Linked DNA regions of Homo sapiens: all the other regions are linked to region 1. The links are chromatin loops, found by intact Hi-C in ENCODE. Cell type or tissue: OCI-LY7. All regions are shown on one strand. Each heading gives the region's core, and the rest is flanking DNA. Links, peaks and the distances in the headings are about the cores only.

Region 1 (5,327 bases), core at 160-5,159:
GATAGGGGGGCCTGTTGTAAGTCTGTACAAGGTATGCCAAGGTAGCTGACCAAGCTTATGCCGAGATAGCTGACCTTTTCTTGACTTAGAAGTATAATTTAAATTTACTGATTAATCTACATTTCATTTTATAAATGATTGCATACACAAAAAATTAATCTTGACCAAAATGGCATTTAACAGAACAAAGACTAATACATCTTCAAAAATAAATCGTATGCTGCAAAACACTTTTAAGTGAACCAATGAATTTATTATAACAGAGGGCCATTTAAAAAGTAGCTTGAATTGTGATTAAAGCTTCAACTTGTGAATCATCAAAAAAGGTTGTTAGAATTAAAAAGCTTTGGTGTTATACAGTCTGGGGAATGATATAAATAGGTTCACATTTAACTAGAAAGTTCACTCTAGTATTAATATGTAGTAGATTTGAGATGAAATGACATTGGAGAAGGGGAGAAATAGTTTCATAGCAAAGGGAAAATGTAAATTGGTTTAAGAGATACAAGGAAAGAGTAATTAACAGGTCATGGTAATTGGATGTGCAAAGATGAGGGGAAATATTTCAAGGAGGGCTCTAAAGTTTCTAGCTTAAGCTGATGAGTGAAAGGTGGATGCTCTTCCTTGAAATGTAGAATATTTGTAGGTAAGAAGAGAGGGTGAGGGATAGATTATGTAAGGCCCTAATAAGCCATTTCAGGACTTTGGCTTTAACCCAGAGTGATTTTTCTTAGAGCCTATTCAGTTCTTTCAGAAGAAAAGTCACATGATCTAACTTCTATTTTATGAGGATTAATCTGGCTATAATGTCGATCATGGATGGGGAGAGGGAACAAGGGTGGATGCAGGAAAGCCAGTTAGAAGGCAATTGTAGCATTGCAGTAAGAGAGGGAAAGCAGCTAAGATCACAGGTGAATCAGCAGAGTTAGAGAGAAATGGAGAGATGTTGGACATATTTTTAAGGCAGATCCAATGGAATTTCATGGTGGAGTGGACATGGTATATGAGAAAATGAGAAGAATTAAGGATGACTCCAAGACCTTTCTCCTTAACAACTGTAAGAATGAATTTCCTATCGTTTGACACACAAGAGATTTGGGGAAGAGAAGGTTTGGTAAACAGTGAGAAATACCAGGAGTTAATTTTGAGATGCCTACTGAATATCTGAATAGATGTGTCAAGTAGGCAGCAGAAGGTCCAGTCTGCAGGTATAGATGTGAACGTCGTCATTATACAGATGATATGCAGCGTGTGTAGAGGAAGAAGACCAATAACTGAGCTTGAGGAAGGATGGAATGAAAGGCAGCACCAGCAAGGGAAGCTGATAAGGAGCAACCTGTGAGATAGAAGGAAATCTTTTGGTGAGTGTCTTGTTCTGAAGTCAGGTGAAGAAAGTTATTAAGAAGGAAAGAGGGATCAACTCTGTCAAATATAGCTGATAAGTTAAGTAGGATGAGGACTAAGTTAGAATAGGTTCATGGATTTAACAATATTGGGGGTGGGGGGGTCACTGCTGACCTTGACAAGAGCAATTTGGTTGGAAATGATAGAGCCTCATGTGGTGGTTTTAAGGGAGAAAGGGAGGAGAGGACTTAGAGTAATGATAGACTACCCTTGAAGGAATTTCTTCACAGGGGAATTTTTAAGTTACGATGGAGGAGAAAGAGGGGATGATGAATTCTATTATTAACCAAGTGGAGAGACTGGTTTTGGACAGGAGCATGAACAGATGTTTTGGTTGTGGGTGCAAATACTGGCAGGAGATCCATGTGGTGGGAATCTGGGGAAGATCTGTTCTGATAGTTTTCAGTTTTTCTACAAAGTAGAGAGCAGCAGCTTCAATTGAAACCAAAGACAGAGAAGGAAATGTAGAGTTTGAGGAAAGAGAGAACAGTGTGAAATAGTTGTTTAGAAGAAACAGTGAGTGGACAAAGGAGGTATATGATGTGATCACCTGGCAGCATTAAAGGCCTATTTAAAGTCTGTGTTCATGCATTTAGAATTAGACTATCCAATGTGGTTCTGTGTTTTTCTCCAGCCTATGTCAGCTGGAGGATGCAGGTGCAGAGTATTTGGAGAGTTGAATTTTACATAGGTTGTGGTTTTGCTAAATTGGTATATTGAAGTGATTGAAGAGCAAGGAAATATAAATGCAAGGGAGTGTAATATTTAACCATAGACTTCAAGATGAAGAGGGAAGTGAAAGAGAACAAGGAGATAATTAACACTGAAAAATCAATAAGATCTTAGGACTGGAGATTCCAGTGGGGTCAAAGTATTGCTGGAGTCAAGGTATTAAAGAAGAGGGTTGGAATAATTGTTGGATTCAAAGAATGGGATGCACAAGGAACTAGGAATGATTATAATTATCAGCAATTGTCTTAAGACCATGGGACTGAGCAGCTGAGTTAGCCTCTCCTCCATCAACATATTCTTAAATACTGCAATTAAATCAGTACAACAATTTCCTGGAAGAAATGTTTGATACTTCTAAAGACATAACATTCACTGCGTTCATAATATTTAATCTTTCCATTTGTTTAACACATTGTAATATAGATCACCTTTATCTGAGTTCACTTCTTCTATACTTTGTCCCACTCTTCCTTGAGGTGCCAAGGCTCCTCATGTCATTCCCTGGCTGCCAAAGTCTCCCTAAGAGAGGTGTTTCATTCAAGGCCACTTCCCTAAGGGGCTCTCTCTGCACATGGCCACTATGTGTCTCATTCTCATGTGAAACCTTTGAATGACCTGAGAACCCATCTGCTAAGATATTTCAATCTCTTGGGTCCCCTTAATGGTTGCCAGTGTGTTCTTCTTTCCTCGGGTAACAGTTTTTTTTAAATAGAGGTGGTGAGGAGTGGTAGAATTCTGGATCTATGTTAAAGGTAGATCTATCTGTCTATCTATCTATCTATCTATCTATCTATCTATCATCTGTCTATCGATTGATCTATCAATCTATCTACATATATATTTGGATGAATTGGAGGTAGGATATAAGAAAATAAAAGGGACCAAAGTTGTAATTCAAAGATATTTGGTGTTTTGACCTTTGGAAAGATGGAGCTGATATTAGTGGAGATGGGGAAATCTCAGTTTTGAACATTTTAATTTGAAAATCTGTTGGATATTCAAGTAGATATGTAGAGTAGATAGTTGAGATAATGATTTTTTTTCAGTGAGGGAGGGTAGGGTGGGAGGAAGCCATGTGATAATTTTATGCTTATCAGAAGTAAAGAGTATCCGTTTTAAAAGACCGAAAAATAGCATCTCAGCCTATTGTGAGTGAATTTATGAGTTCTGAACTCTGGATAGTTGTGTTGTGAATTGCTGGGGGAAAAGAAGCTGAGCATCGCCAGTGATAACAGGTGTTCTCTATCTTTATAGAAAGCTGTGTCCAAAAAGTTGTTTCCACATGAAGAATTTTGTGCATTAGCACTTTCTCAAGGGCACCTGCTAAGCAAGTCAACTACCTTGGGTAACTAATTATCTTCAGTTTTGCTAGTAGTTTCAAACCATCACCTCCTGCAGGAGAAAACTGATGGGAGGAGAAAACCCAAAAGGAGTAAAGTGGAAAAGTGCTTCTTTCCAAGTGGGAGAAATAACAAAAACAAAAGCCTGTAAGTGCTTAGCAGCATAGGACGCTTTTCTGCAAAGGAGAGAAAACACTAGAGGAGAACTAAAATTAGAATGGAGAGGGTGGCATAGGCCTCTCACACTGATCAGGGATTGCCAGAAAGGCAAATGAAGGCCTGTGTTTTAATTAGCTCACATGGCCTGGAAATAGACCTCCTGAAGCTGAGACATCATTATTACAGCAGCCACTGGACACAGGCAGCTGAGGGAGGCTTTGGCCTCCAGCCGACAGGAAGGCCAGGAACAGGCTGCTGAGATGACCTCTCAACTCCAAGCTAAGATTCGGGGCAAGCTGATATGGAGAAAGTAAAGGGTTAGAGAGGATGATGCGAGATTACATCTTTGGGACCTGTTTTCCTAAAAATATATACATTAAATATATTAGCTGAGTTATTGGTTGGTAAGTTCAGTACTTTCAATAGACCAGGATTTTAGGTACCCTAGAGGCAAGTATTTTTATATCAAATGCTGCATATAGATGTAATGGTAAATTATATTCTTGTCACTTCTTGATAAATCATGAAATGTGTCTCCTGTACTTTTTCCTGTTTTCCTGTGGTGTCACATGATGACTTTCACCCAGTGCCTTTGTGACAAATTGCACATCAGGTAGAAGGCAAGGTACAGGTTACGAGATGCTTGATGAAGAAAAGTTGATTGCTTTTCAGCACTTAAAATTATGAAAATATATAGTTAGATAATGGGGTGATGTTAGTTAGCTAGTGCATGGGACTTGCTACTCCAAATGAAATTAGTTGATATAATACTATTGGCTTACCTAAGCAATATTAAATAAATATGTTTACTCAGGGTGTGCCATGAGAAAGTGCTGTGAGAGTATCTCAAGGGGGTGACTGATCTCATGCCAACAATGAGTGGGGCTCTGAAAGACAAAGAAGAATTAAGTAGGCCAAGGTGGGGAAGGAAGATTATTCTTTAAAGAAGGAATAGCATATTTAAAAAAATCCCTGTGGTAGAAATTAACATGAAACTGCAGGTCAGAGAGAAAGGAGAGAAATGACAGCAGTTGAAGCTGCAAAGCGAGTAAAAGCCCAATCAAACCCTTGTAGCTACCTTCAGGATTTTGGTATTTATCCTAAGAGCAATGAGAAGTCATTGATAGGTGTTTTAAACGAAGAGAGATGATCTGATTTGCATTTTACTGTCCGGTGGCTCTTATTTTCTCTGTGAACCAAGAGCAAGGCTGTCTTTGGAGAGTAACAAAAGAGGGCAAAGATGAGATATTTGAGGAGGATGGAGAAAGTTTGAATTAGCTTTTTGTTCAAACTCCTAACGAATGAATGGCTGGTACATGGGGCCGGAGAGACACACAGGAAAAGGGATAATAGGGAGTGGGCATCCCTTCCAGTATACCTGTGGCCTGCAGGTGGCATATTTAGGTCAAGACCATTCTGGCCAGAGCCTGGAGCTCTTTCTGGCTGGTCACCTCAGCTCGCCTCGCACTGGCAAAGTGGTCCCTCTGAGTCTCTGCCAGGTCGGCCATCTGTCTTTCCTAGCCTCTGCAGCGGTCACCTCTCCCCTTGCCAAGCTGGCCCCAGGGCAGTCCAGTTGGCTTTCAGACCAGCTGCCTGCTGAGGCCCCCTTCTGGAGGCTCCAGGTACCTCTGGGTCTCATTCGTAATTTAGGAATATCAGTGGGACTCAGAAAGATTTATCCCCAAAATCTTG
Region 2 (5,327 bases), core at 263-5,262, 210 kb before region 1:
AGAAAATGGTCAATAAATATTTTTGCTGGATTTATGTAAATAATCAGGAGAAGTTTAAGGAGACTAAACTTATTTTGCAAACAAATCAGTCTACTTTGAGTATCTTTACTAGAAATGAAAGTGCGTATAGAGAGAAAAATTATGTGTCAGATGAAAACTATAGTGCACTTGTTATTAGATTCTAACTAATTGTTTTTGAGGGTCCATATCTACCTGAAATCTGGGCTGTATTCTGAAATTCTTCTAGTTTCCTCTAATATCTGGCCACAACTCTCCAAAATAATATTTTTAATTTTTCTCCCACCCTTCTGGCTTGATATCATTGAAATTAAAACTGTTCTTTTCCTGAAGCCCTAAAATTAGCCAAAGCTTGATGACTTGATGTAGACTTCAGGGAAATCACCACAGCAGCTTTTGTATGAACAACCTTCATGCCTGTTGCTGTATAGATTACTCAGAAAGCTCACTTGAAAACTAAAAGCAAGAAAAAGCTGTTAGATTGCCACTGCCTGCACTGTCTTCACCTGAAGATACTTTGAGGCCAAATCTAGAAATTGTCTCAATTGGATACCCTCTGGACTCAGGAATGAGTTTATGGATTACTTCAAACATTACCTTTTGTTTTCTTTTGTTTTTATAGAAATGACTATTGTTAAATATCTGATTACTCACACCATATGGAGGACTAAGTTTGGTGGAGGCCTACCTGCAATACCACCTCCTCAAATTAGACACAACCATTATTTGTCTAATTGGACAGACATATTTTCAGGACTGAAAGACTGATTTGATGGCTTATGAGACAATCCAACAACCCAATTTTTTTACTGTTAAACTTTCTGGGGAAGTTTCAGATGGGGGAATGTTGGGCTCAGAAAATGGTACCACAAAGTATGGCACTTTAGCATGCTGAATAAGTTGAACTAAAGAAAAAGGTCACAGAAGCAAGATCTTTCTGACCTTCTCCTGCCCTTTTTATGCCTGCTCCCCTTTCTCTCCCAAGGCAGGCCATAGAAACTAGAAACCCTCTCCCCTAAAGCCAGACATAAAACCTAGAAATATTACCCTAACTTTCTCCCAGCTTTTTGTATAAGAGCTGGCCACAAAGAAATACTCTGGTCTACCTTGTCTTATAGTAGGTCACAAGACTCATTTCAGAAGGGGTCCGGACCTATACCTAGGACCAAGAACTGCTATACAGAGAGTTCAAGAAGAATAAGAACAGGAGGTCTTACTAGGTTTCCTCACTCAGTCTACCATTAGGTCATACCCTTTCTGTCCAATCTCATTTCTACACAACTGTCCATTCTTCATCGAATCTAAGTATAAAAATTGACAGTTGTCCCTTGGGTCTCTGAATCTTCATTTCTGAAGGGTATTGTGTCATGCAAAACTTTGATTAAATAAACCTGTTATGCTTTTCTCTTGTTATCTTGTCTTTTATTATAAGAGTGTTGACCGTGATCCTTATGATGAGTGAAGAAAGATTTTACACCTTTTCTGTCCTTACAGGATGCATTATTTTTTGTGTAAAGCCAATTATATATGCAAAATAGCACAAAAGGCAATCTCTTACTCTTCCTGCTTTCTCTTGATACATTAAAATAATCAGATACTTTGAAAATTAATCTAAAGCTACAATGTCATCTGTTTTTTTCCAGGCAATGTTAAAATTTGAGATAAAATAGTTATTAAAGCAAAGATAGTAAGGAAATCTCATATATGAAAACAAAACTATATTGGTAAGAAAGAGGTGAAAATTTTAGTTAGAAAAATTTACACAGGTTAAAAATTTGTTAAAATCTTCGTAGGCAGAAATAAAAGGCAGATGTATATTTTGGAGTCTTTGTCATCCTCATCTATTGAGACCTACTGGACACCGGTATCCCAGTAAGATATTAAATGCTGACTCCATCCACAGAACTTAAAATCTTGTTAGAGGCATATAACATATACAGAAAGCAAATATATGCAAGACAGCATTTACTGAGTTCCAAATTTTACAATTATGGCAGAAATATTGAAGATGCATTATGACTACTATCTGGCATGGTCCCAGCAAATTTCTATGAAATTTGTATTTTGAAAGTAGAAGGAGGAAAGGGAAGACTTTCTGGGTAGAATAAGTGATGTGAGAAGGTAGGAAGGAATTTGTAGGTCTTATAGAAAGCAATACATAGCTCATTTACATTGGATCAAAACATTTTGTACTTGGAAAACAAAAGAGATAAAAATAGTGTTGGAGATGTAGGTAGGAACCACAGTTTAGAAGGAGGTAGAATTCCTTCTATTTTCTCAAGTTGCAGTTTAGATTAGATTAAGAAAACCTGCTTAGAAGCAATTTTTGACCCAGTTAAGTTTTGAAATCCCTCCTGAGCTAACTGTGTGTCTTGGCAGGCGTGATTGATGTCTTTTGGGAGCTAATGGCTGAGGCATTGTTTCTCAGAGCTGGATTCTCTGGCCTGGAACGACATGTCTATGAATAGTGATTTGATGACCACGGAAGCACCTGCTTGTCAAAGCCTCAGGCTCTGCAGTCTTCCTGTAGCTTTTCTCAGTCACTGCCTGGTGCTCTGTTTTCAACATTTATTTAGTGTACCCTGTGGTCTCATGAAGATGATAATCTCTTTCTTCCCTTCGCAGCGGCATAAAAGTCCTGCAGTTATGTGATGTGGTATTGTAGAAGAAATGATGTAGAGCTTGAGTAGTCACGGGATGAAAAAGTTTTAAGGACCACTGGGGTAGGGTAATTTTTCATCATTAGTTCCCTAGAGGGTTAATATTAGTAATAATTTTTTCCCAAAGCCTTTTAAGATTAACAGTTCTTTTCAGCATTTATGAGGTCCCTAGCACCAGGACCCTGAGTATGTATAATCACATGTAAATAGAACACTAAATGCTCTATTTTTTTTTCTGAGCTGACTTTAATAAGATAATTTTCCAAAATGGTACAGGCAGTGTCTAAAGAAAATGAGATAATTAGATACAGTCTAGGTGGCTAAAATTCACCAATGAACAAATTGAAACATTCATGGCAGCATAAAAATTCTGAAGAGACTGCCTTGGAACTCACTGGGACCAGCAATAAAAGCAGTTTCTACTAACACTGACTTATTTGATACTTTCAACTATACTCATGGCCAGTGATTCCTAAATCTAGATCTCTAAATTTTCAAATTTAGATGTATACATTTAAGTTCTAAATCCTTTTGTACTCCAGACTTTCATATCAATTTATCTACCAGAATCTCAATTTGGATGCCATGCAGACACCTCTAGATTTGCATGTCCAAAGCCAGGTTCATCCTTGCCTTTAGTACCTCCTATGGTATTTCCTATTCACAGTTATCCCCACTATCCACCCAGTTGCCCAAAACTGTAAATTTAGGAGTTATCCTAAATTTCTCCTTGTTCTTTTCTCTATATTTCATCCATAATGGCCAAATTTATATCTTATCCATCTCTTCTTTTTATTCCTGAATAATTATTAAGGGTTTCAATAATCTCTTGCCTTCTACTGATCTCTCTTCACTATTAACTCTGTAGTGATTTTTTTCTAACAGGCAAATATCACAATATAATGCTGCAAATCAAAACATGTCAATTTTACCTGTCACCTACAGAATACAATTTAAACATGTCTGTAGCCAATCTAGTCATCATCATCTGGTCCCTGCTGACCTGCTAGCCTCTTTTAGTTTCTTCTATTTTACCCCTCCCACCTGCCACATTTCTCATGACCTTTACTCCTTTGTGTATTTTCCAATTCTACCAACATGGACTCCCCTATCACTGTTGTGATAGACTGAAAAATGCCCCCAAAGAAATCAGATGTAATTCTTGGTACCAGTAAATGTTACCTTACTTGGAAAAAGGGTCTTTGCAGATATTAAGTTAAGGATCTTGAGATGGGAGATTGTCCTGGATTATCTAGGTGGGCCCTAAGTGCAATCACATGTATCCTTATAAGAAGGAGACAGAGGGAGATCTTTACAGACATGGAGAAATTTCAAGATGCTAGACTTAAAAATTGTGCAATATGATTACAAGCCAGGGGATGCTGGCAGTCACCAGAAGCTGAAAAAAGGCAAGGAATGAAATTTCCCCTAGAGCCTCTGGAGGGAGCGTGGCCCACCCAACACCTTGATTTTGGCCCAGCGATATTGATTTCAGACTCTGGCATCCCAAACTATGAACTGCAATAGCTTCTGTTGTTTTAAGTAACAAGTTTATGGTATTTTGTTACAGCAGCCATAGGAAACTAATACAACAGTTGTTTCTGTTATTTCCGTGTATGCTTCTTTTTATCACATATATTTTTGCCCCCAATCTGGAATGCTTCTCCTCTGTTTCTCTGTCTGGAAAATTCTTGTTAATTTTCAGAGCACACTCTGTGAAACTTTTTCTGACTCTCTCTGGCAAGTCGGCCCTCTGTCCCATTGTGCCTGCTATGTTTATTTTAACATCTGTATGTTTATAGTAGTGGTATAAGTGGCAGTAAAGCTGCCTCAGTGGTTATGAATATGGGCCACTTGAATCGGTTAGAGGTGGGTCAAGTAGCCTTGTGCAAGTTGTGTCTCTAAGCCTGTTTCCATATCTGTAGAATGAGGATAGTAACGGTATCTATCTTGTAGTTTTGTTGTGAGGATTGAAAGAGATAATCTAAGTAAAAATGATAGCTTGCAAATAGAATGTGTTCAATAAATGTTAGCTGCTTTTACGGTACTGTATTTTCATTGTATTTATGACTGTCTCTTCACTGGACAATGAGCTCTTTGAAGGAAGGAGGAATTCTTGTAATACCCAGTGCCTGGCTACTATTAAGTCACTATTCCCTTACCTGGAGCTCCCACAATGCCTATTCCTGTGTTCATTCATCCTTCAAAAAAATGTTACATCATATTTTTATCTATATGTTTTATCTAATGTGGCAATGTATTAGCTCTCATCTCCAGACTGGAGTTCTGATGGATACAAGACTCAGATGGTAATTCTCTACTTCTTGGTAGGGCCTTAAGAATATTTTCAACTTTGTATATAATTCAAGAGGTCAGCATTTTCTCACCCCTATTTCAGTTTTTACTGGGTTCAGAGGTAGGCCATCTGAGAGACTTAAAAAATAATTTAACACTTGGTTTAAGGAAAATGACTATGTATACAGCTCATTTACATGGCTTTGCAATCATAGAGGTCAAGAGGTATAGAATTATTCCATATTTAATAGAAGTGTTAGGATTGCTGAGTGCTAGAGATCCTTTCATGTGCCTTGATCTCCATTTTATAGGCGCCATTCGATGTTTTTGAAAGTCCATTTGATATTTTTGGTA
Region 3 (5,327 bases), core at 102-5,101, 350 kb after region 1:
AGCGTGTTAGCCAGGATGGTCTCCATCTCCTGACCTTGTGATCCGCCTGCCTCGGCCTCCCAAAGTGCTGGGATTACAGGCATGAGCCACCGCACCCGGCCAGACTTGGGTCTTTCTTATATTTTCTGTCTCTATTAAACATGCTGTTTCCTCCAACTTGTGGAACATATGGAATACAGTTACAGTTACTGGTTTAATATCTTTGTCTTCTAATTGTAACACCTGTGTCAGTTTAGGTTTGGGTTTTATTGATTTTTCTCCTTGCTGTTTTTTTGCATGTCTGGTAATTTTTATTACACGCCAGACATTATGAATTTTACCTTGTTGGATGCTGGATTTTTTTTTTATTCCTACAGATATTTTTGGGTATTGCTCTGGGATACAGGAAAATTCTTTGAATAGTCTTTGATCTTTCAGGTCTTGCTTTTAAGGTTAGGCAAGGCAGAGTATTGTTTAGTCTATTGACAATACTTCCCCACCACGAGGGCAATACCCTTCTGAGTACTTGACCAATGCTCTTTGAATTTCAGGGCTTCCCAATTTGAATAGTTTTCAAATCTCAGTTTTACCAGTCCAGTTTGAACTTTAAAGACTATTCCTACTCATCTTTTCAGCTGGTTTTTCATTTGATTTTATACCATTTCCTCACATGCATGTACTGATCAGAACTCCCTGCTCTCTAATACTCTGCCTGGCAAACTCTAGCCACGCTAGTCTACCTGGATTCTCTGCTTCATCTTTTCTATTTAAGGAGTCTTGCAGACTCCTTCTGAATTCTTCCTTTCTGCTGCATGGCCTAGAAATTCTCTCAGGGGCAATTGCAGGCAAATGCAACTCATTTTGTTTGTTTTCCATCTCTCAGGGATCACTGTCCTTCAATGCCTCATGCCCGTTGCCTTGAAAACCATTGTTTAATATATTCATCTGGACTTTTAGTTGTGTCCATTGGAAAGATAAATCTAGCCCCCGTTATTCCATCTTGGCCAGAAGCAAGAGTTCATGCTACTTATGTTAATCCCTGTAGGTGAGGGCCCCATATCTAAAACAATTGAATTGAAATCTTTCGTGTTGGCACCTGGGTATCAGGAGGTCTTAAAAGCTCCTCAAGTGATTTTCATGTGCAGCCTGTTTTGCAAACTACTGCAACCAGTGGTTAGAGGGAGTCACTAAAGGATTTTAATAAGCGGAATGACCTGATCAGAAGCAGTAGATAGGGACCAGCAGCAGACACACTTAAGAAGGAAGAGCTGGCTGTGAGGGAAGAAGGAGCTGACTCAGCCAGTTCTGCTACACAGCTATTTCTAGCCATGAATGTATTAGGTGGGGCAGCAAAAAAAATTAATTTTTTAAAAAACACATGTGCCTCCATAGAACCTGAGGGTATCTACTGAATTAGAAGTTCATAAATATAGTAAATTTTTGTAATTATAACCCATGTATCAAGAAGAGAGTAGATTACAGTCAGTTTTCAAAGGAGGCAAGGGCAAATATAATACATTTCAGAAATGCTTTTCAACAGTGGCTAAAGCTGCTTCCGTTTGACCCTTAAAAGACTAAGCTTCCATTATTTGAAAATTTTACTTACTGTTTATAAAGCAAAGAGTAGGACATACAGTGTGTGTGTCAGGGTTTCAAATGTGCCCTCTCTTCTTTCATCTTTAGCTTGGAATCAGGTCACTTGACTTTGAATCTTATATCCGCCCCTCGGTATGTTGACCTTAAAAAAAGTCACTTACCCCCTCTGGGACTCAGTTTCTCATTTGTAAATAGAGGATAAAAAATACCTGCCCTGCTGGCTTCATGGGTTTCCTGTGAGACTCAAAATCAAATAAGAGCTTTCTATGATCCATCCCTTTCTCTTCTCCTCCTATTTTATTTGTCTTTTGCCTCTCTATGTTTTTTGTACTTCCCCAGATCCCTCCCCCAGAGTTACGCTGGGAGCTGGTCCCTTGGAGCCTATTTTCACAGCTTAGTTGCCATCTGCTTCTCCCAGCCAGAACTTACCTTGGGTGCATAGATAGCCCTGCTTGATATGCTAACTCTAGTTCCAGGATTTACTGCTCAGATGCTGTCCTCCCTCATTCCCATCTCCAACCCCATTCACCTGCCCTGGACTCTCAGCTTCCCAGTATGCCCAGGAGATAACATTTTCCCCTACCAGCCTTGTCCAAACCCTCATGGCTTACTCCTGCTGAAAGTCTTTCCGCTCCTGGACTTTGTAAATGTGAGAGGGAAAGACTCTCTCAGCTTTGTGTAACAACTGTCAGGGTGAATTAGCTTTTTTTCCCTGTATTTTGCCCACTTACCTTTTTTCCTGTATCTTGCTAATTTGGCATGAAGATTTTTGTTCTTTAAAGTATTTTCTTGAGATATTTAGGGCAGAGCCTGTTGCTAAAAAAAAAAAATTTTAATCCAGCTATATTTCTGTTAAAGTATGGTAAACTGCCTCTGTGCTTCCAAGAGCTTTGAGAGGGGAAATATTCTAGTAGATTATTATATAGTATAGAAAATACAAAAGCAAAAGTACTCCATATTCACAAATACATACACGAAATGCAAATAAACACTGTTCATGCCACTGTAGTGGAGAAATACTTTTGGTCTTAAGAGAAGATCTCAGATAATACTGAAAAGATAAACCTCTGCTCTCTTAAGACAGATGAAAGGAAAGCCAGATAGATTTTTTTTACCTGGAGAAAAACTATTGAGAATTTTGAAAACTAACATACACGGTGCCATGGCAGAGATTGATCATAAAGATTCAAAGTAAATTATAATGGTTAACACTATCACTGAGGTAGGTGTATAAGATTCGTATAAGCCATCATGGTGTATAAGCCATTACAGAAATAATTAGATGCTAGAGAAGAGAAGTAATAATGAGTTAGGTGATTTTATAGCTTGGGATTTATATCTGTTCTAAAGATGTCTTAGGGTGGCTTAGAGTTTTAGTTTACCTATTTTTGTAAAGAAATGTATTATGCTAAATTGGAAATCAGTGGTCTGAAAATCTTTTTGAACTTAAGGAAAGAGCTATTACCTTGAGCCTCAGAAAGCACACAAATTCTTTGCTTACAAGCCTTATGCCTGGCACCCTGCTGCCATCTGGTGGCAGCATACCTGAAGTCCAGGGCAAGTTACTGAACCCTAAAGCAATTTCTTAAATGCAGAAACTAACTGCAAAACAGAAATTATTCACTGCCAGTTTTGTATTAATCCCTGCTTCTGGAATTAATCTATAAATGAGTCAAGAGAGTTTTATTTTTGTAGATATTCAGGCAAACACTACATTCAAATAACATATAACTAAAACTATTTAACAAAATGGGGAAAACCCTCTACTGTGTATTCCACAAATTAGATTAATTTGAATAACAGTGTCCTTTTAAATATGCATATATTCTCTAGGAGAGTATTTTTTACCTTTTTATATGTTTTATGGAATAGCTACCTTAAAACATGACTATGATCTTTTTTAAAAAAATACTGCATAGAGTTGTGGGGATAAAAATATAAGTATTTTAGTCTTTACCCTCAAAAAATTTCCAGATTAATGCGGAAGACAACCATCTACATGAGTGGTATGGAGAGAAATATTAGGGGTAAACCCAGTATGAAAGTGGGTATCTATATCCCAAATGGGAACACAAGGTCTTCTCCTAATTAGGTGGTAGAAGTAGGCAGCAGAACAGGTAGAATGGAGAATCCAAAGAGTAAATGGCAGGCAGCCGTGGCTAAAAGCAGTCTTCCAAGATTTAGAAGACTGGTTGTAGAATCTCTGCTTTTCTAAAAGCACTTTGGTCAAGTCACTTAAACTTCTCTAAGCTTCAATTTCCTTGCCTCTGAAATTTGGATAATAGCATTATATCTGTCTGCTAGATATTGTTGTCAGGATTCAATAAGATAATCTAATAAAGCATTTTATACAATGCTTTGCAAATAGCATTCAATTTTTTGCTTAAAGGAGGGCAAATGGAGGGGCAGCTTCCAAGTTCCTAAGATTTATGGGAAGCATTATCAGTTATCCATTGCCTCAACAATGCTATGGAACAAGCTGTCTGAAAATGAAGTGGCTTAAAGCGATAGACATTTGTTTAGCTGAGCTTACAGTTTGTGGGTCAGCGATTTAGGCTGGGCTTGGCTGCAAATTTCTTCTGATCTCATCTGGCTCCCTCACATCTGGCAGTTGGCTCTAGTCTTCTGGCATATGAGAGTTGACTGACCTGGGGTGGTCTCAGCTGAAACAGCTGGGACTCCCTGTGCCCCACTCTCTAGTATGCTATCGCAGACATGTCTTCATAACAAAGAAAGAAACAAACAAACAAAAATGAGCAAGCGCTTTTTTACACCTCTACTTACATCACATCTGCCAACACTTGGCCAAAGGAAGCTATATGGAAAACTCAAAATCAGCTTGGGAGGGGAGGATATAGTTCACCTCTCAATAGGAGCAACTGCAAAATCACACGGTAAATAGCTTGAGAGTAGGGAAGGGTGAAGAAATGGGACCATTACTGCAATCAGTGCACCCCAGAGATTTTGGGGGGGTTGTTTTATTTTGGTGTTTTATGGGTTTTTTTGTTTTATTTTGTTTTGTTTTGTTTTGTTGTTGTTGTTTCGAGACAGGGTCTCACTTGTCACCCAGGCTAGAGTGCAGTGGTGCAATCAAGTTTCACTGCATCCTCAACCTTCCAGGCTCAGGCAGTGCTCCCTTCTCAGCCTCCCAAGTAGCTGGGACTAGGCGCACACCACCACACCTGACTAATTTATTTTTATTATTTGTAGAGACGGTGTTTCCTTATGTTACCTAGGCTTGTTGTGAACTCCTGGGCTCAAGTGATCCTCCTATGTAGGCATCCCAAAGTGCTGGGATTACAGGCATGAGTCAATGTGCCTGGCCCACAAAGGTTTTAATTAGAGAAAAGAAGAGAGATTTTAGAATTATGGATGATCTTATTATTGTTTGTAAGCCCCCACTCAAAATATGTGAAATCAAAACCATCTCAGAAAATCTAAGATGATCAATGGGGGCTCACCGGGGGGAAAAAAATGACCTGGATAGGGTACCATGCAAGGAGGCCTAAATGTATGGAAAACTGGGGGACAGGAACCCCAACCAATATTCAGTAATTGGAGAATGATAGATGATAAACACACTGTGTGATCATGGAATTGCTAGATATATAAAAAGCTGGAAAATTGTTTATTGAACTCATTGACCATCAAACTCAGCTATTTTAGAAAATTAAATTGCAAAGTATCTGTCTAATGAAAAATCATTTTCGTGCCTTGCTCAAATATTTGTTGCACATCCACTCTTCGCTCAG
Region 4 (5,327 bases), core at 62-5,061, 350 kb before region 1:
TATAGAGACAGGGATCCAACAAGAATTTTAAATAATTGGATAAATAGTATGAAAGATATTTTATAGGCAATGGGGATCCATTAAAGATTTTTTAACAGGAAGTGAAGTGTGAAATATAGTTTGAGCAGAGGGAGAGGAAGAGACAGTTTGTGTAGAAATCAGTTAGGAAACAGTTGCATTTCTCTGGGAAAAAGGGCTGAGATGAGGATTGGGGTGGTCAGGAAGGAAACTTATGAAGGCTGAATTTACAAGACTTGGTGGCTATAGGTTGCAGGAGAGAGGGAGAAGAGAGGAAACCAGGGATCACTCTCTTCTGCAACTCAGAAAACAAGAAGGGAAACTGGCTGTGTTAGAAAGAGGATAAGTTTAGTTTCAAACATGTTAACCTTGAGGTGACTGCAAAATTCCAAGGTGGTGATGCCTAGCAGGGGGAGGTTTGAAAAAGGAGCTTGGGAAAGCTTTTAGGGCAAGAGATTTGATTGTGGAATTATAAACACAAAGGTATAAGCTTGATATATTGAAGGAGGAGAAAGGGGTTCAGACCTGAGCCTTTGAAGGGTCCCATTTTTGGGAGTGTGAAGAATATAGGGAATATGGGGTATATGAAAGAAATTAGAATAGATTATATAGCATGACTCCCAGGGATTTGTAGTTCCAGTTCCATGACACTGAATTTAGTAATTTATAGGGACTAGGCTTTATCAGACTAGAGAGAGTCTGAGGGTGAGGATTAAGGATTTAAAAAACTGCTTGAATGTGTTATGTATAGTACTCTTGCAGTCATGTTACATGTTATACAACTTGAAGTTAGAAAAAAATACACCTGTCTCAGATGCAGGCTGGATTGCTTCTGTATGTAAGACTATGCCCAGATGGGACAATACTGCCTCCTGAGGTCTGAACTGATGTGACTTTCCAATACAGTCATTTACAGCCATCCATCCCTTAGTGAGAATTTTGGGATCTAGAAGTTTATACCTCTCTCTGTCCTAGTTAATGTTACTTACTCTGTCATATTTTTTGTTGCACTGATATACTTTTGTTAATATTTGTACTTATGTCATTACAATGATTGTATAGAAGCAAGGGAATGAAGAGGTAGAAAAAATTCAGGGTAATGTAACATAACAGGAACTAAATGAGAATATTTGAGGGAAAATGACTGACTGCTGAGGCCACAAGCAATGAAAACTGCAAAAGAGTTGACATTAGGAAGTAATTGATGACATTGGTAAATGGAATTTTAATTTGAATTGGTTGATAGCCAGATTGCTAATACATGAGCATTTCATTTTTGAGTACTAAACACTTGGATAGGGACTAGAGAAAATATTTGTTACACTGAATTATTTCCTTAATTGTATCTGTGTTATTATTGATGGCACAATGAAGCCACCTAACAGTGTGTGGAAATAGCTTCTTATTCAGAAACCTTGGGGAAATAAAATTCATTCATTTGTTCATTGATATCATGATTTCATAGAATAAGCTGAGAGTTACACGGCCCTGGTTTAAACCCTAGTGTTGCTGCTCACCAGTTATGTAAACTTGGACACAAATTACTTACATAACTGAGTCTTTTTGTTATTACTGGTAGAGTGGGAATAATCAGGCTTATCTAAGAGCATATTTTTCCAACCGTATATGGCTCATGAACTCCTATTAATGTGGTTCTTTCTGTTTTTTTGAACACCATTAAATATTTAGAAAATCATTGTCTTTTATTTATGGAATGTATTTTAAAAATAAGAAAATATATATTTTAGATCAGTAGTTAAATATTGTATCATAAAATATAATTGAAGTATAATTATTAATATGAAAGGTGAATTTATATTTTCTTATATGACAAATGAAACATGGCATTTAATTTAAATCAATTAGATTTTTAAAAATAATAAAATGACAGGTTATATTTTTTGTTTTCTTAATTAAATTGTAAATTGTAATTTTACTGTTTGTTTATAGCATCAAGATACTTTCACAATCTGATGCTTACAATTTGTGCTTACAAAATAAACCATTAAAAATGATTTTAGTGCTTTTTCCCAAGTGATAAGATAGAAAATTGAGGCTGCTGTTTGTAGTTGTTTGCAAATTGCAAGCATGGAGACCCTGAATTTTCAATAAATGAGAAGCCACATGAATAAAACCACCATATTTTGCTCTTCTTAATGTTGTTTTTTGAAGTGCTTAGAGATATTTTTATATACTATTAAGGACTTCCGAGTAGATAGGATACTGTAAGCTGAAATCTGATGAAGATGAGCTTGAGACAAATTTGCCCAATGTTTACTGTTCTTATGCTTCTCATTAGTTTGTTATGTTGCAACATCAATGTTTCTTAACATCACTGTTACTTCTGTCTTTAATCATTGGTTCTTTATGCATGTGCACTTATGCACAATTACAGTGATCAGTTATGTTATGTTTCCTTATTCTCTTTGTTTATTGAATTAGATATTAGAATAGCTATTTATACTTTGAAGGTTTTTAAAACAAATTTAAGACTTTGAACATCCTGAGTCTTTTCATCAGGATCCCCTTAATAAGCATTTGTGTTTTTTTCGTTAGGATGGCTTCTTGGGCTCCTAAAGATACTACTGATTTTTTTTTTTTTTTTTTTTTTTTTTGAGACAGAGTCTCACTCTGTCACCTAGGCTGGAGTGCAGTGGCGCAATCTTGGCTCACTGCAACCTCCATCTCCCGGGTTCAAGCAATTCTCCTGCCTCAGCCTCCTGAGTAGCTGGGATTACAGGCATGTGCCACCACGCCCAGCTAATTTTTGTATTTTTAATAGAGACAGGGTTTCACCATGTTAGTCAGGCTAGTCTCAAACTTCTGACCTCAGGTGATCTGCCTGCCTCAGCCTCCCAAAGTGCTGGGATTACAGGCATGAGCCACCGCACCTGGCCTGAAGTATCTTTTTAAGTTACTGTTTTGTTTGTAACGCCTTTTCCATTTGCAGGTTTCTAATCCTTCAAAGATAGAACATTTATTCAGGCTGCTAAGGCAGTTGTATAGCTTTAATTTTAGTACTGAAGAAAGAGGAACTAAGCAGAGTAAAAAAAGAATGCCTGTAGCTGTAGTGTTATATTTGCTTGATTTCAGGATTTCCTTCAGAAGTTAATCTGAATGCAGAGGAAGAGGTGGACATAGGGACTTAAGGACAGTGTGAAGAATGCTTCAGAGCATCTGTTCTTTCTTGGGGTTTACAGTTGTAAGTGAAACTTTTAATGATGGTCTTGTACTTTAAATAAGAAACTTCTGTTGATCCAGTTCAGGGAATTTGTGCCTCACCAAATTCTATACTATTTAGTGTATATTGAAAAATATTACATTGACTTATCATGTGATTGACTCTCAAAAAGGAGAAATTAATCTATTAGTATGAATTTTTTAAGTAAGAATTAATTCACTTGAAACCTTTCCCCTTCATTTCTCCCTCTTTTGTTATTCCCAATATCTCATTTAATCTGTATGTTCCAGATATAGTCATCTTTCAGTATCTGCAGGGGGTTGGTTGCAGGAACCCAAAGGATACTGAAATCCATGGATGCTCAAGTTCCTTAGTTGACCCTTCTTGTCTGCAGACGTGGAACCCATGGATAAAGAGTGCCAGCTGTATTTTAATATCTTTCTGGTATCACCATTGGCTTTAGGCATTAATTTTTCTCATTAGGATTGTTAGAATCAACACAATTAAAGCCGAGAAAGTTATCAAGATGTATGAAGCTTTTTTCAAAACCCATTATTTAAAGATGCATCAGAACTTTAGACCTGTAAGACATAGTTCAATATGGAGAACTTTAGTTGAAATTAACACTACTCCATTTTCTAAGGCTGTTGTCTTGGGAAATTTCCACAGAATACATCTGTTAGAGACGAGCTTAGTTATTGTAGTGTTATTACTTTAGTTCATAATTTTTTATGGTTGGTGACAAATATTTCACCTGCTCTCACAGTCCCACAGGAATAGAAAACCGCAGAATAAAGTTACATATAACTTGAAAATTATTCAGCATAAAGGTACCTCTCCAGCCACATACAGATTCCTATTTGTACTGGAATAAGATTTGCTTTATTAATCCTCTCTTCCTCTCTATCCTTAAAAGATTAACGTTATGTTGTAGATTTCATTCTGAGAGAAAAGATGACTTGCCATTCCAAAATGTGGTTTTAGAAATAGACTTAGTTTTAGAAGTAACTTGTAAAAATATATTCATAATGGAGACAAAGTTATACTTAAAAATCATTTAAAAAATAGACTACATTAGATTATTGGTAAATTACATGTATGCTAAAATTAATGAAACAATAGCCATAGGAACTGAAAGGTCTTTTTCTTTAATCTCTATTTTAGGTGAACCTCTAGATTTTGTCGTGCTTGAGACAAAAGTCTTTCCCTATATCTGTAGGCTTACAATAATAGAAGTTCATTTTGTTGAGAGACCCTGATACAATTTATTATAATTAAGTATATGCATATAATAGGTTACTTAAATCAGATACTATGTGAATAATTAAGGCAGAGTTTCTGCCTGCTAGGCTATAAACTAGAGAAAGCACTTAGAGGTAGCTGATATAATATCATGAGGTCAAAATAATTTGTTATCAAGATTTCTTGGCCAGTTTAGAGAAAGGAAGATATTGATGGCCATTGCCTGGAAAAGTACAAAGTTGTGAGGATTTGCTAAAAAATAGCTTCTAACATTAGTAATTGAAATAAAAGCAACCAGAGAATAAAAACTTAAATTCTAGTGTGCATTTTTTTTTTTTTTTTTTTTGAGACAGAGTCTCCCTCTGTCACCCAGGCTGGATGGCAGTGGTGCGATCTTGGCTCACTGCAACCTCTGCCTCCCGGGTTCAAGAGATTCTCCTGCCTCAGCCTCCTGAGTAGCTGGGATTACAGTTGTGCACCACCACGCCTGGCTAATTTTTTTTTTGTATTTTTAGTAGAGACGGGGTTTCACCGTGTTGGTCAGGCTGGTCTCGAACTCCTGACCTCATGATCTGCCTGCCTTGGCCTCCCAAAGTGCTGGGATTACAGGCGTGATTCACTGCACCCAGCCAAATTCTAGTGTGCATTTTAATGTATATTTCACTTACTCTTATTTTTACTACTTTAATAAACAGTGACATACTTAGATTTAAAAATTTTGCATCTTCCATACCAGTCTTTGTTATGTTGTTTCTTAAGTCAAATTATAAAATCTAGATTTTTTAAAAAATTATATTTTTTGTGTGTGAATACTCTGCTTTGGTTTTCTTTCTTTTTAATTTTTCTGGGAATGTTTTGATATTTCAATTTTTAATGTAATCAAATA
Region 5 (5,327 bases), core at 269-5,268, 230 kb before region 1:
GAGTTTTTGGAATAGTTTCAGTAGAATTGGTACTGGCTCTTCCTTGCATGTCTGGTAGAATTTAGGTGTGAATCCACCTGGTCCAGGGCTTTTTTGGTGGGTAAGTTTTTTCTTACTGATTCAGTTTTGGAACTTCATATTGTTCTGTTTAGGGTTTCAGTTTCTTCCTGATTCAATTTTGGGAGGTTGTGTGTTTCTAGGAATTTGTCAGTTTCCTCTAGATTTTCTAGTTTATGTGCATACACCTGTATGCACATAACTGTTCATAACAGTCTCTGAGGATCTTTTGTATTTCTGTGGGATCAGTTGTATGTCACCTTTGTCATTTCTCATTGTGTTCTTCTCTTTGTTTTTGTTAATCTGTTTAGCAGTATATTGATTTTTTTATCCTTTATCCTTTACAAAAACAATTTTTGGTTTCATTGATTATTTTTATGACTTTTGGGGTCTCACTTTTATTTCATTCTGTTCTGATTTTAGTTATTTCTTGTTTTCTGCTACCTTTGAGGTTAGCTTGTTCTTGTTTTGTAGTTCCTCTTGGTGTGATATTACATTGTTAATTTGAGATCTTTTTAACTTTTTGAAGTAGGCAATTAGTGCTATAAACTTTCCTACTAACAGTGCTTTTGCTGCATCCCAGAGATTTTGGTATGTTGTGTCTGTTTTTATTTCAGGAAAATTTTTTGATTTCTGCTTTTTGTTATTTACCCAAAAGTAATTCAGCAGAAAGTTATTTAATTTTCATGTAATTGTGTGGTTTTAAGAGATCATTATAATAATTTTTATTTTTGTTCCACTCTGGTCCATGGGTATGGTTGGTATGATTTCAAATTTTTGTTTTTATTGATATTTGCCTTCTGGTCAAGCATGTGGTTGATCTTGGAGTAAGTTCCATGTGTAGACAGGTAGAATGTATATTCTGTGGTTCATGGGTGGAGTATTCTTTAGAAGCATATTAGATCCAATTAGTCAAGTGTCAAATTGAAGTCCAGAATTTCTTTGTTTTCTGCCTCAATGATCTGTCTAATGCTGTCAGTGGGATATTGAAGTCCTCCACTATTTTCATTGTGTGGCTGTCTAAGTCTTTTTGTAGCTCTAGAAATACTTGTTTTATGAATCCAGATGCTTCAATGTTGGGTGTGTATATATCTAGGATAGTTAAGTCTTCTCATGAATTGAACCCTTTATCACTATGTAATGCCCTTCTTTCTCCTTTTCTACTGTTGTTGGTTTAAAGTCTTTTTTATTTGATATAAAGACAGTGACCCTTGCTCTTTTTCATTTTCTGTTTGCATGGTAGATCTTTCTCTAACCCTTTACCTTGAGCTTATGGGTGGTGTTATGTGTAAGATGTCTCTCTTGAAGATAGCAGACAGATGGGTCTTGTTTTTTTTTTTTTTTTCCAATTTGCCTCTCTGTGATTTTAAGTGGGGGGTATTTAGACAATATATATTCAATACTAATATTGGTATGTGAGGTTTGGATCTTATTGTGAAATAATTAGCTGGTTGCTTTGTAGTTTCTATTGTGTGCTTGCTTTTTAGGGTCTAAAGGCTATGTACCTTAGTGTGCTTTTGTGGTAGCAGGTATTGTTCTTTCATTTCCATGTTTAGAACTTCCTTAAGGATGTCTTGTAAGGTTGGTCTAGTGGTAATAAATTCCATTAGTGCTTGCTTGTCTGGAAGAGGTTTTATTTCTTTTTTGCTTATGAAGCTTAGTATGGCAGGATATTAAATTCTTGGTTGGAATTTCTTTTCTTTAAGAATGTTGAAAATAGGCCTGTATCTCTACTGGCTTGTAAGGTTTCAACTGAAATGTCTATGTTAGCTTGATGGGGTTCCCTTTGTATGTGATCTGACTATTTGCCTTTAAGATTTTTTCTTTAGTGTTGACTTTGGACAGGCTGGTGACTATATGCCTTGATGATGTTCATTTTGTATAGTATCTTGCAGGTGTTCTCTGGGTTTCTTCTATCCAGATGTCTACCTCTCTAGCAAGATTAGGGTAATTTTCTTGAGTTATTCCCTTAAATATGTTTTCACATTGTTTACTTTTTCTCTTTCTCTCTCATCAATGCCAATAATTCATGGGTTTGGTCACTTTACATAATCTTATCTTTCTTGAAGACTTTGTTCATTTTTTAAAATTCTCTTTTCTTTGTTTTTGTCTAACTGGGTTAGTGCAAAAGACCAGTCTTCAGGCTCTGAAATTCTTTCTTCAGCTTGGTCGAGTCAATTGGTGAAGCTTTCAATTGTATTTTGAAATTTTCTCTTGAAAGTATTTCAATTCCTTTCAATTTCAAATTTCTCAATTCCAAATGCTCTGATTGATTTCTTTTAAAGATGTTTATCTATTCCTCCATTTTTTGGATTGCTTTAGAAGTTTATTTGTGTTGATTTTCAACTTTGTTTTGGATTTTGTTGAGCTTCTTTGCAATCAATGCTTTAAATTCTTTATCTGTCACTTTTGAGTTTCCATTTTGGCTAGGGACCATTGCTGGAGAGCTAGTGTGATCCTTTGGTGGTGTCACTACATTCAGATTTTTCATGGTGCCAGAATCTTTCTCATCTGGAGATGCTGGCACTTCAAATTTTTGTAATTATTCTCATGCATCTAGGATTTTCTCTTCTTTTTTTCTCTGTAATATTATTTTCAAAATGTCCTTTTCCCTTTCCCATCTCCCTAAGGGGTGTGACTGTAGAGAATACTGGGTAGGGTGTTTTGGCTTTGCTTCTACAGCCCTGTGCTCTTCTGTTGGCAGGGTTTATATTGGGCTGTGCAGTTCAACCTACAAGCCAGTAGATGGCGCTTATAGGTAACAGCCAGCTGAGGCCACCGTAGCTGGGTGTATACTTGATCCCTGTTTACTGGGAGAAGCTCTCTTTTGTCTTAGGCAATGGGTGAATGTGTGGAGTGCACAGTGGTCTGAGCTCCCTCCTCAGCTCTAGAGGGGTAAGATAGATGGTACTGGAACAGGCAGGTCTGCCAACAGGTCCTCCAATGGCAGGCACAGGTACCAGTGCCAAGCAAGAATCCAGTGGGTGGCCTCCAAGCACCCAGAAATGGGCCTAGGTGTGGAGTTGGGAAACCTCCTCAGCCCCAAGTTCTCTGCAGGGGGATGAGGGCAGCCTAAACTCCTAATCTAGGAGAATAGGTTCTCAGAATGCCTAGAAATCTGCCTGGGCATGAAGCAGAGGGCCTCCTGCACCAGGATCTGTGCACAGGAAGCACAGAACATGTCAGTCTGCTGATCTCGGTGAGCAGGTATCCTTTATGTCTGGAGACCTGCCTGGACGTGAGTAGAGAGAGCCGTGCTGCACCACAATCTATGCCCAGGAAGGGTGGGAAGGTTCAGGCTGCTGAACCAGGTGAATGCCTGGAGATCTGCCTGGGTGTGAAGCAGAGAGAGCCTCCTGTACCCAGATCTATGCGCAGGAAGACTAGGGTGTCTCAGGCTGCTGTTTCATGTGAATCGGTGCTCTAAATGCCTGGAGGTCTGGCCACATTAGGAATAGAGAGGGCCCCACTGTATCTAAGTCTATGCACAGGAAGGGTAGGGTGGCTCAGGCTGCTGATTCAGGTGAGTGAGGGGGTGCTCTGAATACCTGGAAATCTGCCTGGGCATGGTGTGGAGAGGGTCCTGATGCATCATGATCTATACTCATGAAGGGTGGGGTGGCTCAGGCTGTGGGTCCATGTGAGGGTGTGCTCTGAATGCCTGAATTTCTGCCTGGGTATGAGGCAGAGAGGGTCCTGCTGCACCATGAACTCAGGGGAGCAGGCTGGAGCACCCAACAATGGCACACACACAGCAGGTCACCAAGCCAGCCCTGTCTGCAAGTATCATCACCCAGGAGAAACTGCAGCTGTAGCAGCTCTCCTTCTACCACAGGGTTGTGACAGGGTAGAGTACAATTCCAGTGCCGACTACTGAGGTGCTTTTCACAGCTCTGGTTATGGAGATTCCTAGCCTGTTCCAGAGCAGCCATTCCAATCTCCGGCCTGAGACTAAAATGCCTGCATGGCTATGCTGCTGAGTCACAAAGAAAAGCTTGACTTAGTATGCACTCGAATTAAAAACAGAATCCTGCTCTCAGTCCTGGGTCTGGGAAAATGTCTGCAGTATTTCCTGGTGTCTTGCGCTCACAATGTCTCTAAGCCCCTTCCCAAGTTATTTCCAAGGCTTGGGAGAAACAAAGTGCTCTTTCTCAGTTGGGGTTGCTCCAATCCTCAGTGGAAAGATGAGTTACAGTGGGAAGTTCTCTGCCTCTCTCACATACTGGGGCTTCACTCATTTTTGTCAGCCAGATGCTGTCATGGAAGCTGTTGGCCAGCATTCTCCTCCCAGGGATCTTGGGTGTCCTTCACGAATGCTGAGGATTCCCATTTTCCTTCTTGAATTAAAGTCCCCAGAGTTGATTTTTATGCACTATTTTTATGCTACTTCCAAGTTACTGAGGCGTGCTAAAAGCCTCTAATCAACCCTGTTGGGGAAAAAACGCAGTATAGAGATTTTAAGATGTTGATTCTTTCAATCCATGAACATGGAATGGTTTTCCATTTGGTTATGTCATCTATAATTTCTTTCAGCAGTGTTTTGTCCTTATACATACAAAAGCTTTTAAAGGTGATGGAAACAGTGCTGGGGAAAAGAAATGGATGACAGACTAGACTGTGTAGTAAATGGAGGCCTCCCTGGGAAGGTGATGTTTGAGTTGATACCTAATGACAGGAAGGGGTCAGCCATCAGAAAATCTCTATTAGGCAGAAAGAAGCACAAATGAAGCCAAAGGAGCTGCCCTAGAGTGAGTTATGGAAAGCATTAGGGATTGAGGTCAAAGAGGTGGTTAGGAGCTAAATTGTATTGGACTTTGTACATCTAGGTAAAGAGTTCTGACTTATTTCAATTCAAAAGAGAGGCTATTGGAGGATTTTAAACAAATATTGATGTGATTTAATTTACATTAAAAATCACTCAGTATATGCCTACCTGATTGTATTAAGTGTGTATCTATGTTTATGTATATTTGTTTTGCTTTGTTTTGTTTTTTTTTTTAAATCTTACTTTAAGTTCTGGGATACATGTGCAGAAAGTGCAGGTTTGTTTCATAGGTAGACATGTGCCATGGTGGTTTGCTGCACCTATCAACCCATCATCTAGGTTTTAAGCCCTGCATGCATTAGGTATTTGTCCTCATGCTCTCCCTCCCTTTTTCCCCCAACCCCTGAAAGGCCCCAGTGTGTGATGTTCCCCTCCCCAGGTCCATGTGTTCTCATTGTTCAACTCCCATTTATGAGTGAGAACATGTGTGGTGTTTGGTTTTCTG
Region 6 (5,327 bases), core at 149-5,148, 270 kb before region 1:
GGAAAATATTGCCAGACCAACTCAAAATTACAAAGTTTTCCAGAGCTTATATACCTTCTAAGCTGTATGTCTACATGTAAGTGTGCATTCATCTAAAGACATAAGTGATTAACTTCTTCTCATCTATACCTAAGGTCTGAGTCCTGAAGACCTTCCTCTGGAGCTTCAGTAAATTTACTCAATCTAGATGGATCCAGGTGCCAGGGGTGATTACGCTTATCTTGTCTCCTGCTAAATCATGAAGATTTGGGAGTTCCTTTAGACCTCAATAAAACTTGTTTGTGGAGGTCTGGGGAGTTCCTTCAGACCCCCAGTAAAACCTGTTTAATACTAAACGGGTTCTGTTAAGAATTCCTTTGTTATTTCATCATGCTTCAAGGCCCTGGAAAGGCCTAGGCAAAACTCTTGGTGGGCTTTCGTTACATTCCAGCCTTCGTATAAGGGCACTGGCTCTATCAGCTTTAAATATTTAATTTAACCACTCAGTCAGTGCTGAAACAGTTGTCATGGAGGCCTTCCTGTTCAGCTGTTAGTGAGACCTGGCCTGCCAGATTAGTGGTGGGATACAGAGGGAGGTAGGGGCAGATCATGCATAGCCTTTTGGATCATATTAAGAATTTTGAACTTTATCAGAAGAACATGAAAAGCTATTGAAGGTTTTAAGGAAGAGGAAAACATGATCACATTCTCATATGAAAAAACATTTCTCTGATCACTGTGAACAGGTTAAAGACAACATTGGCAATACTTAGAAAGTTTAGGCCAGGCACGGTGGCCCATGCTTGTAATCTCAGCACATTGGGAGGCCAAGGCAGGTGGATCACCTGAAGTCAGGAGTTCAAGACCAGCTTGGCCAACATGGTGAAACCCCATCTCTACTAAAAAAATACAAAAAATTAGGTGTGATGGTGGGCACCTCTAATCCCAGCTACTTGGGAGGCTGAGGCAGGAGAATCACTTGAACCTGGGAGGTGGAGGCTGCAGTGAGCAGAGATTGTGCCACTGCACTGCAGCCTGGACAACAGAGTGAGACTCCACCTCAAAAAAAAAAAAAAAAAAGAAAAAGAAAAAGAAAGATAAAGGTAGGCATACTCTTTGGTGTATACAATTTCTCATTTATGAATTTATCGTGAGAAAGTCATCAGGCAAGTAGAGTAAGTATTACAAAGTCTGGAAGTACACCCACTGAATGTGGGACCGAGGCTAGGAAAGCTTCACTCTTTCATGTATAATTTTTCATTATGAATGATTTGTTTTACAATAAGCATGTATTACTTTAAATTTCATTGAAAAATCTATAAAGCAATTTTACTTTAGAACTAAACAAAGGCAAAAAGGCGTGTGGCAATGCTATAAAGTAGTCTAGATTGCTAACTCATTCCAGATTGTTGCCTTTTGCTTTGATTGCCATCTCTGATATTGCCTCTTTCCTGGATTCTGCCTTTTGGCCTGGTCCCTTTGCATTGACAATCTTGAACATTTGTTGTCCCCTTGAAGAGTTCTAGTAATTAAGGAGGTGGCTTCCATGGTGTGGTAGAAAGACAATAGGACCTAGATTTAGAGGGCTTGGATTATAATCTGGACTGATTTGTAGTATGATCTTGCAAATCGAGTAACATTTTGAGCATCAGTTTTTTTCACTTGTAAAATAGGGATAATTCTTACTCTATTTTATTGGGCTATTCTCTATCTGAAAGCATTTTATAAATTATGAAGCACCGTTATATATAGTTGTCATATAATTTACACATACACACATGCACACACACAGACACACAAACACACACGAACACACACTGCCTCACAGGGAAATCCCATTTCTTCAATGTTAGACTAATATAATTATTCTCAAAAGTGTTTTTCTTTGATTGAGCTCAAGTTTGTCTCCCTACAGTATATTATTGTGACTGTTTTTCAATTTGCAACAACATAGAATTGGTCCAGTCTTTCTTTATTACCGTGTAATAACCAAGAAAGCTAATGGGTTCAAACTGTATAGATTTAGGTCTATTTTTTTTTATAGTAGAATTTTCACATCTTTCTGGAACTTCAGGAACAGAGTTTGTTCTCCAGTAAAAAGTTTGAACAGCATTTGGAATAAATGAAACCATCTGAGGTTAAGTGTGTTCCGCTGGCTTCTTCCCATATATAATTGAAGATTATATGTAGCTTGATAAAATATTTTCCTTCAAATCTTTAACTGTAAAGAAATGAAGTTAAAAATTATGGTTTTACACAGCCAATTTATATGCTGTCTTTAGGGGGCAGTGCTAAACCACTGATAAGTTTCTTCATTTCTGCAAAGCTACTTGTAATAGTTAATATAAAATAAAGCTAAAATGGCAATCTTGATATTTGTGATACAATTATACACACCCCTTAATATTAGTAAAATTTTCTAGGTAGTCAAATGAAAATAATAATTTGAAGCTCATTTATTCAGTGATTCATTCAATAAATATTTATTGTTTCATTATGCACAACACATTGTAGGAGATACAATGTGAATAAGGCAATGTTTTCTTTCAAATAACTTACTTCACAAGGGTAAATAAGCCACACTTGTGTCTGTGTAGTATATTTGCACAAGCACACTGTGTGTGTGTACACAACTCTTTTATGGTAAAAAATAAAATAGCAGTACTTATTGATTTTTTATGTGCCAGTCTCTGTCAAGCAATTAATTTGATCTTCATACAGCCCTGCAAGTGGAAATGATTACACTATTTTTTCAGATAGGGAAACTAAGGATTAATAAGATTATGTGATTTGCTCAAAATCACAAAGCTTGGAAGTGGTAGAGCTAGGATTTAAACATATATCTGTTTGAGTTAAAAGCCAATGCTCTTTGCCACTATAGCATCTATCAACTCAAGGTGAATGTGAAATACCAAATGCAAACATTTGCACAAAGAGAGACAAGCAGAAGAACATGATATCATGCATGCTTGTGGGAAATCTGGAAAATTTTAGGTAAGGGATGAAATCTGAACTCTATTTTGAATCAGTGGGATTATAAGAAAATAATAAACATGATAGTTAATACTTATTGAAGCTGTATGTGTCAGGCACTTTATATTTATTACCTCATTTAGTCATCAGGAAAAAGCCCTGAGAGAGGTTCCACTGTATTGTTTTCCATTGCATAGATAAGGCAAGAGAGGCTGACAATGGTCTTATCTGCTGAAAATCATACGGCTAGTGAGGCGGGTATTTGGAACTTGAATTCAGGACTGTCTAATTTTAGAGCCCAAGCCCTTAACCACTACAATACGCTGTGCAGACAAGTAAGGTGAAAGAAAGAATAAAAGCATAGAGCATGATTAGGCAAGGGTAAACAATTCCACCTGGTTATAATCTGAGGTGAGTATAGTGAAAAAGTAAAAGGGCTAAAAAATCATTTGACTATAGAACTCTGAAGCCAGATTAAGGAATTTGGATATCATTTGCTGTGAAATGGGAAGTAATTGGAGCTTTATGAGCAGGGAAGAGAGATAAGCTTTTTTTTTTTTTTTTTTTTTTTTTGAGGGAGGAGAAAGAGATAGAGGAAGTTCCCTGTGTGATTGGATTAAATCATTGTAGCACCATTAACAAAATAGAAAAGAATGGATTAATCTAAAATGTTGATAATTCTTGGCCAACTATGAGGTGGTTTATAGTATGTGCCGCATCAATGTTGATGGTCAAACTGTTAGCTGATCATGAGCTGGTAAAGGAGATACCTTTTTGATCATTTTATTTATTCCTGTGAACAACTTTATCATATATATATATATACTCTTTCAGATTAAGATTTTAAATTTCCCAAGATTTTTTATTTTACTCAAAGGATCTGTAGGGTCAAAAATCCCTGTGATAATCACCTTCTATTATTGATTTGAGAAGTGTGTATTTATGAAAGCATGGGCTGCTATGTATCAAATTGCAGAAATTTTCACTCCCTGTCACAGAAGGCAAAATGCTCTCAGGACTTTACTCGTGTAACAGAAACGTATTCACCAAATATACCTCTTTTATTTAAACTGCAATTATTTACATCAGTGTGGTTTTTCAGTATATTGTCTTCCACAGGTTATTGTACCAAAGGAGTGGTCACAGAATGTAGTGGTGAGGGGAGAGTAGGTTTTGCAGCCCCCTAGTCTGGGTTAGAATCCTTTTTCTGCCACTTGCCAGCTTCGTGACCTTGGGTTTTACTTGGCCTCTCTGTCCCTTAGTTTCCTCATTTATAAAGTGAGAGGAAAAATATTTGCCTCAAATGGCTGTTGTGTGAATTAAAATAGTTAACAGACAATAGGCCAGTGATACTCCAAGTCACATAGTAAGTTCTCAGTCTAACAGTTGTTATTATTATTGTATTTTATAGACAGCAACTGATTGGGGGACAACTTAATTTCATTGCTTCTTAGTTACTGACAAGTGATCAAGGGGAAGTTAAAATGTGAATGCAGAAAACAAATTCTTTTAAATAGGAGGAAAAATAAAATCTTATATTCTATTTTTAAAAGGAACAATTTTGGGGGGAGGATGCTATTTACAATCCAATATGTAGAATATATTTACTTGCTTTAGTAATCATGATCTATCAATGTTGTGCTGAACGCTACATTCAGAGGACCTTTAGACAATTTAGTGTATTTCTTTTTATTTATGCATATACATCTTTTTTTTTAAATTGAGTCTGCTAAGTATTCAGCAGGCTCTTAGAGTGAAGTTTTTCCTCAGTTTCTGCAAATTTTCATGCTTTATTTCTTTGACCCTCCCATCTCTACTCTTAATTTTTGGAGCTCCTTTTGTTCAGATGTTAGAGGTCTTGGTTTGACCCCTAGTTTTCTCCACTTTTAAATTCTGTTCATCTTTTGGGAAATTTTCTCAGATTTTTCTTACTCTTGTATTGGATTTTATGTATTTTGTAACTTTCTGTTCTTGTTTCATGGCTATAAATATCTTCTCTCTGAGGATACTATTTATAACTTTTTTCTCTATATTTATTTTGGTGTCTGTTAAGAGGTTTTTCTCAAATATATGATTCTTGTGAGTGGAACTTGTTGAGAGGTTGGCTTCACAGTAGAGATTGATACATAGATCCCACCATTTTCCTGCTTATTTATAGACCTTTTTTCTTAGGAGGTCTGTTTCTACAGGGAGGAGTATTCTAGTTGTTTATCTGGGAATATAAACCGTGCTGCCATGTTGTCTAATGCAAATATGGTAAGGCACGGGGTAGGTTATGAATCTTCATTACTATATAGATATTAATTCTCTTGTTTTTGGAGACTCAGTATATCTGTAGTCTTAGAATTCATAATCCTTTTGCTTCAACTTCTTCA

What was found. Hi-C counts contacts between places; a loop is a spot of excess contacts. Peaks named below come from ENCODE experiments on the same cell type or tissue, not always from the same donor. Only the 100,000 strongest peaks of a DNase experiment are listed, where the experiment ranks them.
Region 2: it touches region 1 in a loop (6-fold over the local background); 2 of 110 quality-filtered maps call a loop at or near these places.
Region 3: it touches region 1 in a loop (7-fold over the local background); 10 of 110 quality-filtered maps call a loop at or near these places.
Region 4: it touches region 1 in a loop (7-fold over the local background); 2 of 110 quality-filtered maps call a loop at or near these places.
Region 5: a loop joins it to region 1, with 8 times the contacts of the local background. A loop is called at or near these places in 10 of 110 quality-filtered maps.
Region 6: it touches region 1 in a loop (6-fold over the local background); 10 of 110 quality-filtered maps call a loop at or near these places.

The regions. Positions count from the first base shown.
Region 1 is chr12:99,390,705-99,396,031 of GRCh38, reverse strand. All of the region lies in intron 12 of ANKS1B (ankyrin repeat and sterile alpha motif domain containing 1B), which reads left to right. Among named protein-coding and RNA genes, the nearest start is that of GARIN6, 250 kb to the left of the region's middle. In OCI-LY7, for the core only: a CTCF peak has its summit at 5,055 (motif pointing right); DNase peaks (open chromatin) are centred at 2,041, 2,741, 3,391 and 3,731; H3K4me3 peaks cover 3,782 bases; H3K27ac peaks cover 5,000 bases.
Region 2 is chr12:99,597,733-99,603,059 of GRCh38, reverse strand. All of the region lies in intron 9 of ANKS1B (ankyrin repeat and sterile alpha motif domain containing 1B), which reads left to right. Among named protein-coding and RNA genes, the nearest start is that of GARIN6, 47 kb to the left of the region's middle. In OCI-LY7, for the core only: a CTCF peak has its summit at 4,070; DNase peaks (open chromatin) are centred at 2,489 and 3,159; H3K4me3 peaks cover 4,413 bases; H3K27ac peaks cover 4,957 bases.
Region 3 is chr12:99,041,292-99,046,618 of GRCh38, reverse strand. All of the region lies in intron 17 of ANKS1B (ankyrin repeat and sterile alpha motif domain containing 1B), which reads left to right. Among named protein-coding and RNA genes, the nearest start is that of APAF1, 400 kb to the right of the region's middle. In OCI-LY7, for the core only: CTCF peaks have their summits at 2,897 and 3,103 (motif pointing left); a DNase peak (open chromatin) is centred at 3,078.
Region 4 is chr12:99,742,298-99,747,624 of GRCh38, reverse strand. All of the region lies in intron 8 of ANKS1B (ankyrin repeat and sterile alpha motif domain containing 1B), which reads left to right. Among named protein-coding and RNA genes, the nearest start is that of GARIN6, 97 kb to the right of the region's middle. In OCI-LY7, for the core only: a CTCF peak has its summit at 911; DNase peaks (open chromatin) are centred at 864, 3,034 and 3,824; H3K4me3 peaks cover 2,862 bases; H3K27ac peaks cover 5,000 bases.
Region 5 is chr12:99,617,537-99,622,863 of GRCh38, reverse strand. The region is part of intron 9 of ANKS1B (ankyrin repeat and sterile alpha motif domain containing 1B); the gene reads left to right. Among named protein-coding and RNA genes, the nearest start is that of GARIN6, 28 kb to the left of the region's middle. In OCI-LY7, for the core only: CTCF peaks have their summits at 2,609 and 2,808 (motif pointing right); DNase peaks (open chromatin) are centred at 2,823 and 3,313; H3K4me3 peaks cover 415 bases; H3K27ac peaks cover 1,347 bases.
Region 6 is chr12:99,656,096-99,661,422 of GRCh38, reverse strand. The region is part of intron 8 of ANKS1B (ankyrin repeat and sterile alpha motif domain containing 1B); the gene reads left to right. Among named protein-coding and RNA genes, the nearest start is that of GARIN6, 11 kb to the right of the region's middle. In OCI-LY7, for the core only: CTCF peaks have their summits at 2,047 and 2,251; a DNase peak (open chromatin) is centred at 2,262; H3K27ac peaks cover 2,222 bases.